Regions from separate parts of the Mus musculus genome. Here region 2 is linked to region 1. The links are chromatin contacts, found by Hi-C or POLR2A ChIA-PET in ENCODE. All regions are on one chromosome and are shown on one strand. Each heading gives the region's core, a stretch centred on a gene start or an enhancer-like site at or near the end of the contact. The rest is flanking DNA. Distances are from core to core; before and after follow the strand shown.

What was found. A loop is a pair of places that touch in the nucleus more often than their neighbours do. ChIA-PET counts read pairs that join two places held with the same protein, here RNA polymerase II (POLR2A).
Region 2: a loop to region 1 is called in a map of heart, with 8 times the contacts of the local background. The contact joins the enhancer-like site here to the promoter of Efcab2 in region 1. A Hi-C loop is called at or near these places in 14 of 37 maps with a recorded cell type or tissue (adrenal gland, gastrocnemius, heart and 2 more). POLR2A ChIA-PET finds 5 or more read pairs at or near these places in 3 of 5 experiments (Patski and embryonic stem cell).

Annotation. Positions count from the first base shown.
Region 1 is chr1:178,404,433-178,409,252 of GRCm38, reverse strand. Efcab2 (EF-hand calcium binding domain 2) reads right to left here and starts at 3,235. Exons shown (of 7, transcript NM_026626.3): 1 at 3,120-3,235. The coding sequence starts at 3,150.
Region 2 is chr1:178,445,450-178,450,267 of GRCm38, reverse strand. All of the region lies in intron 2 of Efcab2 (EF-hand calcium binding domain 2), which reads right to left. Among named protein-coding and RNA genes, the nearest start is that of Efcab2, 42 kb to the right of the region's middle. Within about 2 kb of position 1,854, at least 3 of the 3 ENCODE cell types and tissues checked have a DNase peak (open chromatin) inside an H3K27ac peak, as active enhancers do; they include gastrocnemius, heart and left cerebral cortex, where a contact is called at or near this core.

The sequences.
Region 1 (4,820 bases), core at 1,986-4,485:
TGGCTTCTTGTTTTCCATTTCTTCCTCTCTTATCTCCCTTACTGATAACCTCCCCTTTGGGGAGGACAAAGACAATGCCTTCTTCATCTCGCTATTCACTAAAGTTCTGCCCTGATGTAAGGGCTAAAGTTAAGCTTTAAACCCCACTCGCCCAAGGACAGATAACTCCCAGGAATGCAGAGGGCTGTTGTTTTTGTCAGATAATGAATCCCTGTTCCCCTTCAATAAACAAAGTTTGTTGTCCCAACTGCACAGGATGTGCTTGGTCACATCCAGGCAGGAGACGCACAGGCAGGAAGGAAGTCAGGATGTATGCTTGCCCCAGTGAACCAAGGTGGAAAGTAAGGAGTTTCATGAGCCTGGCCTAACAGGCACCTGAAGGATGGAATTCATCACCATTTCTGTAAGAATCCCACATAGGGACATGGCCAGTGTCCATCTTCCTGGCCAGTATTTAATAAAGCTTACTTCAGTTGGACAACCATGGATTCCATCTTCCTCATCACAATTTTCAGGTTTAACATTCACCAGACTACTTTCCATGAAGCAAGCATTAAATATATAAGAAATTGAATATATGAAATCCAGCTTTCAACAGCCATTACTTCCACAGTTAGTTGCAGACTGAACTGTTTTTTCTCCTAAACTTACACTAAACATTAAAATATGTTTTGGAAACTAAAGAAACAGAAATTCTGTCTGTCTCTGTCTCTCTCAAGCAGGGATAACAACTGTAAAAATCAGGCTGGGTGTGGTGGCACACAGTTTTAGTCACAGCACTCACTCAGATGCAGACAGGTGCATCTCTGGGAGTTCCAGACCAATCAAAGCTACAAGGTGAGATCCTAAGTGTTGTGTGTGTGTGTGTGTGTGTGTGTGTGTATAATTTTACATTGTAAAAACTTGCAGTATACTCCAATGCTACCCTAAATAAGTCTTTAACTTAAAAAGAAAAGGAGGGGTCTGGAGAGATGGATATTTGTTCCCACTGTGTTAATAACACCTATTGTGTCTCTAGTTGTGGTGTGTTTCAGCTTTAGCATATGCATTTATCCAAGAGTTCTCTGCTTGAATATTATAAACAAAATTAAATAAAGTCAACCATAAGTTAAGAGGTGGAACAAGCAACCAATTGACAGAGAGTAAACATAGGATTATTTAAAAAAAAAAAAAAAAAAAAAAAAACAATGTCTGGGACACTGGCTGAGGAGCAGGGTCAGCTGGGTGCTTTCTCTGCTTCTCTGAGCTAGCAAACTTTCACCACAGATTCTGGCTCCCGGGTTTTCATTGGTAAAACCAAATGATTTAGATTTTGTTTAAAAAACAAAACAAAACAAAAAAAAAACCCAAAAAACAAAAAAACAGATGGCTCAGAGGTTAGAAGCACTACCTGCTCTTCCAGAGAATCCTGGATCAATTCCCAGAACACACATGGCAGCTCACAACCATCTGCAACTCCAGTTCTGGGGGATCCGACACCCTCACAAGGACATACACAAAGGCAATACACCAATACACATAAGGTAAATTAATTTAAAAAATAATTCATCCCCTAATGATTTTCTCCTTTACTTTTTTTGAGGGGGGTAATAAAAGTATAACTAAAAAAAAAAAAATACTTTCTGGGGAAGCTTTTTTTTTTTTTTTACCTAAAACTTTTTTTTTTTTTTTTTTTTGAGACAGGGTTTCTCTGTGTAGCCCTTGTTGTCCTGGAACTTACTTTGTAGGACCAGGCTGGCCTCGAACTCAGAAATCTGCCTGCCTCTGCCTCCCAAGTGCTGGGATTAAAGGTGTGCACCACCACCCCCGACTCACCTAAAACATTTTTTATACAACATATTTTGATCATATTCTTTCCCTTCCCCCAACACCTCACCGACACTCCCTGCCCTCTAACTTCATATTCTTTGTAAAAACAACAACAAAAAAGTAGAATAAAACCTTCCATTTCTAAAATAGCACCACAAAAATCTTGATACCTTAGTAGAGTTAAAACTCTATACTACAATGCCGACTTCTGAGATTAATTTTACCATCTATAAATCACAGGTCATCAATAAGATCTCTAGCTGCCAGGAGTGGTGGCGCACGCCTTTAATCCCAGCACTCCGGAGGCAGAAGCAGGCGGATTTCTGAGTTCGAGGCCAGCCAGGTCTACAAAGTGAGTTCCAGGACAGCCAAAACCAAAAAAAAAAAAAAAAAAAAAATCTAGGGTCTCAAGTTTCCCTGCTGGGTTCCTGTAATCACCATGACAATGGACTAAACAACTCGTGTAAATATTAGTTGTTAACCTAACTACTGTGTTCCAAACCAGAGGGTGGGGGTGGGGGTGGGGGAATACAAGAGGGAGGGGAGAGAGTCAGCAAAGATGGAGTGTTACTTTCACTTTTTTTGCAATGTTTGCCATTTACTATTTTAGGGCTTGCTTGACTATTTATTTAGCGGTGATGTTGTCAATTTATCACGTAATGGCTGTTGAGTCACAGATCCGATTTTAAGTCATTCGGCTGGGTTAGCAACAATTCAAAAGGTCTTGCAGTTCAACATGAAACATTAGTTTTTCGGGTCCCCTGAGGCCTCTCGGGTACCCGGCCGGTCTGGGCGGCCCGACAAGTCCCGGCTGGGTTTTCTTTAAAGTGATTAAAGTGCGTGTTCCTTATGCAAGGCTCTAGCGCGACCCGGGCCGCTAGGGCCCAGTCTGACCTGGAGGCTGCGCTCCGCCTGGCGGAGGAGGAGGCAAAATGGAGGCGGCTGGGGCCGGGTTGGGCCGGGCTGGGCGGGGTTTCGGCACAGCCGCAGAGGATCCCGCCAGGTTCTAGTCGCAGCTCCAGTCCTCCATGAGGCCGCCCTCCGGGTTACCCACAGCCCACCCAGACCGCGGCTGGCGCCCTCACGGGGAGGGGAGGTGCCAGGGACAAGGACGCCATTATGAACCTCCCCGGCGGGGGCTACAACAGCCCGCGCAGACCTCTCGAGGGGACGGGAGGGCGGACGGTGGGGACGCGGGCTGGCGCCGCTTTTCAGCCCACTGTCGCCACGCCGAGGGGCTCAAGATGTTGGCCGGGGGGCGCTTCCTCAGGCGCAGAGGCGACGTCGTGGCACCCCAGGCAGGGTCCTACCTGTCCCTTCCGCGTCCCTTTCCTCCGCCATCTTGGTGCGGAGCCGGTCGCCCGGGAGACATCCAGCACGAACCCTGCGGGACCCCGCGGGCGGAGAAAGCCCCTGGATGCACGGTGGCCCCCCGATCCCCGCCCCCACCAGAACCGAGGCCCGCGTTCTTTGGGCCTAGGGGCGTCATTTATTAACAAGGCTCCGGAACCCGCCTGGGCCTGATTGTGACTGTCAAGGACGTAGTGTGCCTTGCTTATTTCTTTATTCATTTCTTTAATTACTTATTTTATTCAGCTTTTTTTTTTCCCGGCCGTCTCAGGTGCGCCCCAGAACCGGGCGCAGACCTGGCGGCCCCTTACACGGTCCCTCCCCGAAAAGCGTCCGCCCACCCCAACCCCACCCGAGCCAGGCCTTGTGGCTCTCTGGCGTCACCCTCTCCTGAGCGGAGCCACTCTGCCAGTCACGGAACTGGAGCGAAAACGGACATGGGCCAGTGCAGGAGGAAGCCCAGCCTTTCCCCGGGATCGCAGAGAGAGAGAGAGAGAGAGAGAGAGAGAGAGAGAGAGAGAGAGAGAGAGAGGACTTGCTGTAGAAAAACATGTGCAAAATAGGCGCAAACACTGCGTCGCCAAGGCTGCAATTTCTGATACAAAATAGTGTTCTCATAGCAACAAATAAATTGACGGTCTGTTCTCAGGGATACACACATTTTGTATGTTGATGGTGCAATTTGGCATGACCTTCCGATGAGAATTTTGAGTACTGAGAAACTTGGCTATCGCGTGTTTTGTTATTTGATGGATAAGCTCAGAATACTAAGATTCTCCCTTAAATGAAACCCCCCCAAAACAAACAAACAAACAAACAAACAAAAAAAACCCAACAGTTTTGAAATGTCTAACAATGTGACTCAAATTAATATCTAGTTTTAATCTTTAATGATAATTTCATGGTATATGTGTACTTATTTAAATATTTTTGTAAAAGTAACTAAATGTAGAGGCCTTTGTTTTGTCTTGATTTTTCTTTAATATAGTTATTTATTCACTTTACATCTCAGTATTTTATTTTTTATTATTAGTTTTTATTCATCGAAGTTCTGTAATCTCAGTGAATGAACCCTCAAAGCAGGCCAACTGTACTCTTCATTAAAATATTTTTTTCTATAGGCAATAAAGATTTGATGAAGTGTCTAACTACAATTTGAATAATCAGAAAATGGTGCATATCAAGCAAATTTCCCCAGCACTCAGGAGGCAGAGGCAGGCAGATTTCTGAGTTCGAGGCCAGCCTGGTCTACAGAGTGAGTTCCAGGACAGCCAGGGCTACACAGAGAAACCCTGTCTCAAAAAAACAAAAACAAAAACAAAAACAAAACAATAAAACAAAAAGAAAGAGAAAGAAAGAAAGGAAAAGAAAGAAAAGAAAGACTTCCAAGATGAACTCAAGCATACAGTAAATTAATCACCCCAAAATATGGAAGAGTAATTTATATTAATATTTTATTTATTTTATATTAATATTTTATTTATTTTATATTAATATTTACATTCTGTGTGTTCCCCTTACTCTCCCTGAAGATGAAGGACTTTGTAGCAAGTATGGGAAGGAAGAGAACTGTCCCTTCCTGATGGAAGGTGACCCTGAGCATTGCCTGCCCCTTATCTTTACCTCCTCTTCAATGGTCCCATAGGCAAAGTTTTCAAAAT
Region 2 (4,818 bases), core at 605-3,104, 42 kb before region 1:
CTAAGTGCTGGGATGAAAGGTGTGAGCCACCATGCCTGGCTTGTTTGATTTTTTATAAAAGATTTATTTACTTATTTTTATGTGTCTCTGTGTATGACTGTGTCCCATGCATGTGGATACACAGGAGGTCAGCTGAGGGAATTAGATTCCCTGAGTTAGAGTTCAGGTGGGTGTGGGCTCAACATGAGCTCACTTATTGGTTCAGTATGTGTGTTGGTCCAGTAGGTGTGTGGTCCAACACGAGTGCTGGGAACCAAACCCAGGTCCTCTGCAAGAGTGCCCTTAACTGCTGAGCCGTCTCTACTGCCTGACCTCTTTAAAACAAGTTAAAATGATTTTAATATCAGCTAGTTTTTAACAATGGTTTCAGAACGCTTTTCTAAACTGGCTTCTGCACATCAGTCACTGATATTGTGGCTACTGCTATTTCAAACAGCTGATGCAGGAGCCTGTAGACAAGTTAATTTCCTCCATTGACTAGAGTGGTTAGAACCAACTCACTTAGTAATCTACTATGCAAATAAAGCAGAAATCAACAAAAGTCTTATTTAAATTTTTTAAAGCTTTTTAAAATATTATTTTCTTCTCTATAAATCGTTTATGGGATTTTTAATAAACTGACAAATGAAACAACTATTTTATATAAATGTTTTAAAATATGGAAACTTTCATGTATTTTATTCAAATGCATAGATTCCTTATATTGATAAATACAAACCAGCTCTAAAGGCTTTTAAACAGAAGAATTTATTTCTTCATGTATACCATTCAGAAAGAAATGTCACTTAGACAAACAGGTCATGAAGAGCAACCCAACAGAAGAATGGGATGGGTTCCTGATGGACATTCAGTGGGTGTAGTACCCCACTGCTGACACGGGGTGGCAGCAGAGCCACTGAGCTAGACTGAGTCATCCATAAGGGCAGTCAAGGTCACAAACAACAGAGAGGACAGACCAGGGACATCTGATGCACACACCACCACCACCACCACCACCACCACCACCCCCCACCCCCCCACCCCGCCCATCCCCAGTGAGAACAGACAGAGGGCATCTGATGCAATTATGAGGGGCAAAAGGTGCAAAACCGTTTACCCTCTATAATATAACTGCTGTTACACTAAGTATCAGTAAGCAAAACACAATTTGGAAATTTCTAGAACAAAGCAGAATTTTGGAAAATGGGTTCCCATTCATTTAACAAACATTTACTGAAGACTGCTATGCCGGGTACTTACAGAAGAGTAGAGAACAAAACGAAGACCCTGCCTTCTTCCCCTATGAGGGCATTTTTCCTAGATCCAAGTTATTTTAAAACCAAATAATAAAATAAATCTAAAACAAGGGCAGATTTTCTGTTCCAAAATGGCCTCAAAGGCCTTCCTAATCAACTGAAGAGCCTGTAAAAGAGAAGAACAAGGAGTTTCTGCCTCTTATTTGCTGCAAAGCTATTTCTTCTTAGTCTCTGTGCTAGAAGTTACAGTCCCAAAAAGAGCGCTGGCTCTGTAAAAACCCGGACACTGCAGAGACAGAATCAGTAAGTTAATGACACAGCTACTTTTGCTCAGTGCTGTGACTGCTGTGGGGATGAGAAGGACGAGCCCCTGTTCTCGCCTTGGAGCTTACTACTGGGAGGAACAGAGCACAAACATAACTGAGCACAAGCTAATTTTAGTCAGTGATAAGGGCTCTGAAGAAACCGCATCATCATTGCTGCTTTTGTGCCTGTATTAGCTTGCTGAAGCTACCTTGAGAAAGTATCACACGGTGTGGGGGTAGGGCATGGAAGATAAACACTGTCAGCAACTTCTTTTCTCACGGCTCTGAGGGCTGGAAATCTGGTTTCACCCCAAAGCCTCCCAGCTTAACTTGCAGAGAGAGCCCTTGCTATGTCCTAACGGGGCATCCCTCTGAACACAGACACCCTGGCATCTCTCCTGGTATAAGCCAGTGGTAAGCCACCTGCCTGGCATGCACAGGGTGAGAGAGCCAGAGAGAGCAATTAGGCCTCTCTCTCAGCACCGGTTTTAAATCCAATCATCTCTGTAAACACCTGACTTGCAGATAAACTCACATTTTGAGCTAGCAGATACTAAGATTTTGAAACACTTCAAGTCCAGTACAGGCAATAATTTGCGTCTTCATTGTTGTTGTTGCTGTTATTGGTGGTGGTAGTTAAGATCTCAAAAGCACAGCCAACAAAAGCAGTGATAGGCAAATGGAATTATGCCAAACTGAGACTTTCTGCACCAAAGAAAGAGACGACAGATGAAGAGACGAATATAGAATAGAGGAAATATTTGTAAATGATGTATCTGAAAAGGGATTAATATCTAGAAAATATGATGGGTTTGAACAACTAAAAAGTCTCTGGATTAAAAAAAAAGCTAATGATCTGAACAGACATTTTCTAAGATGAGATATACAAATGGTCGACAGACAAACATGAAAATATGTCCAGTGTCACTGCTTACTAGGGAACTGTAAAGCCAAACCACAATGAGATATCACCTCACCCCTCAGAATGGCAATTAACAAAACACTGAAAAGTACAAATGCTGGGGAGGGGAGGGGAGGGAAGGGGAAGGGAGGGGAGGGGAGGGGAGGGGAGGGGAGGGGAGGGGAGGGGAGGGGAGGGGAGGGGAGGGGAGGGGAGGGGAGGGGACGGGAGGGAGACGAACAGACTATTGATGGGAATGTAAATTAGTGCAAGACTAAAACTGGAGATACTGCCATAGCTAGGAGGAAGAGGTTGGAAGACAGACAACCCAGGGGTCTGGTCTCTCTGGCCACTCTGTGGGACCCAAAGATTTCTCTCAGGTTGTCAGGGCTACTACACACAAGTGTTTCTCCCTGTTGAACCATGTCACCAGCCTTCTGTATAAGAATCTTGCTACTTTACTAAAATTCATTTTTCTTTGCAATAGTTTTCTTATCAGTTCTTCTGGGTTCTCTAGATATTTAGTTTTCTTTCCTACAAATAGTTTTTCTTTCTCCTATCTTTTCTACCTCCTACCATATCATGTCCAGTACTTATGTCCATGTCACTGCTTGCCCAATTATGTTAATATTAATTGACAATGGTTAATGTAGATATCCTTATCTTGTTCATAACTTTAACAAAATGGCGCACTTGCCTCCTCTCTAAGGAAGAACCTCAGCTTGGGGCTAAGGAAGCATTCTCTAGTGACTGCTTTATTGAGACTTTAGAATTATCAACATGTGCTGAATTCTGTCAAATGCCTCTTAACTATCTGCATACTAATATGATGTGCTACATAAGTAAATGTCCAGCAAAGTAATACTTTTACATTTCTAGGAAAAACACAATTTGCATTAATGTGCTACTAAATTTTGTTGCTTGTATTTGCAATTTTGTATAGCTATGCATAAGAAAGTTGTGTTGTAGTTTTATGCAATCTTTATTAGGCTTTCAGTGTTAGAATTATATACACTTTGGAAAAATAATTCAGTAGTTTTCCTTTTAGTCCCATCTCCTGAAAGAGATAAGTTCCATAAAGACAACATTTTAAATTTTAATATGCAGCCATCTGGACTGAAGCCTTTTAGCAGCAGAACCCCTTGAAATCCTGGCTACAGAAAGAAGTACATCTAGATTTTCTAGGATCTGTCTGGTTGGCTTTTTACTTCAATTGATTTTCTTAAATATGTATTTTATTCTTCTATGTGTACATGTGTGTGTGAGTGGGTACCTGAGGAGGCCCGCACAGGGAGCTGGAGTTACAGTGGTTATAAACCACATGGGTGGGTGCTGGGAACTGAACTTGGGTCCTCTGCAAGGACAGGACAATCCCTTAACCACTGAGCCACCTTTCCAGCCCTTTTCAGTTGACTTTTTAAATATGTTTTTGAGACTATAATTACATTATTTCTCCCTTGTTTCTTCCCCCCTTGTTCTCTTTCAAATTCGTGTCCTCTTTTTTCTTTGTTGTTACAGACACACACACACATCCCTAATATATAAAAAATACAATCTGCTCAGTCTATTTAATGTCACTTGTATGCATATTTTCAGGAGTGGCCATTCGGCATTAGACAACCAGATGGTGAGTCCTCCCTGGGGAGGACTACTTCTCCCACTCCCCACTCCTCTCATCTGTGGTTCCTTGCCTTTGGTTGAGGTCTCTTGAGCACCACCATTTCCAGGTAAGCATGTCTGTAGGTGCTGTCCTTGTTCAGGACATGTTTAGGCAGCCATAATGGTGAGAAATCATGGGTGAAGCTTCTGTGGCATTTCTAGGAGACACAATCTCTTGACAAACTTGCTGCTCTTCAGGCTCTGGCAATCTTTCTGCTTCCTCCTGCAGTGACCCCTGAGCCTTAGGTGCAGGAGTTCTGTTAGAAACTTATCAGTTGGGACTGGGCTCCACAACTTTGCACGTTGACAAGTTGTGGTTTTCTATACTACTCTCCAAACTAGGAAAGTAAAAAGTGGCCATTCCTGAAGGTGGGAGGGAGAGCAAGACAGAATGGAATAGCAGGGTGCAGGTGCTCTGACAAAGGAAATGGGAAAAACGAGAGGACTTCAATTAGGGAAGGAGGAAAAGGATAATTCAGGAGGGAGGAAAGTAAAATAACAATAAGGATGTCTGAAAAGGAATCACACTAGTATCTACCTAAAACTGCCAACAATACATGTAAGCTGGTGTCTAAATATAAATACATAGTTTAAATGAAAATTTCCCATCTGGGCTGATAATAGTTCCCTCAAGAGCCACACATTACTTAACAAAAGCCCCAACACCACACATGAGAAGTCCTCCTTTGAGTTATCAGGACTGTCCAAGGGATTCCCA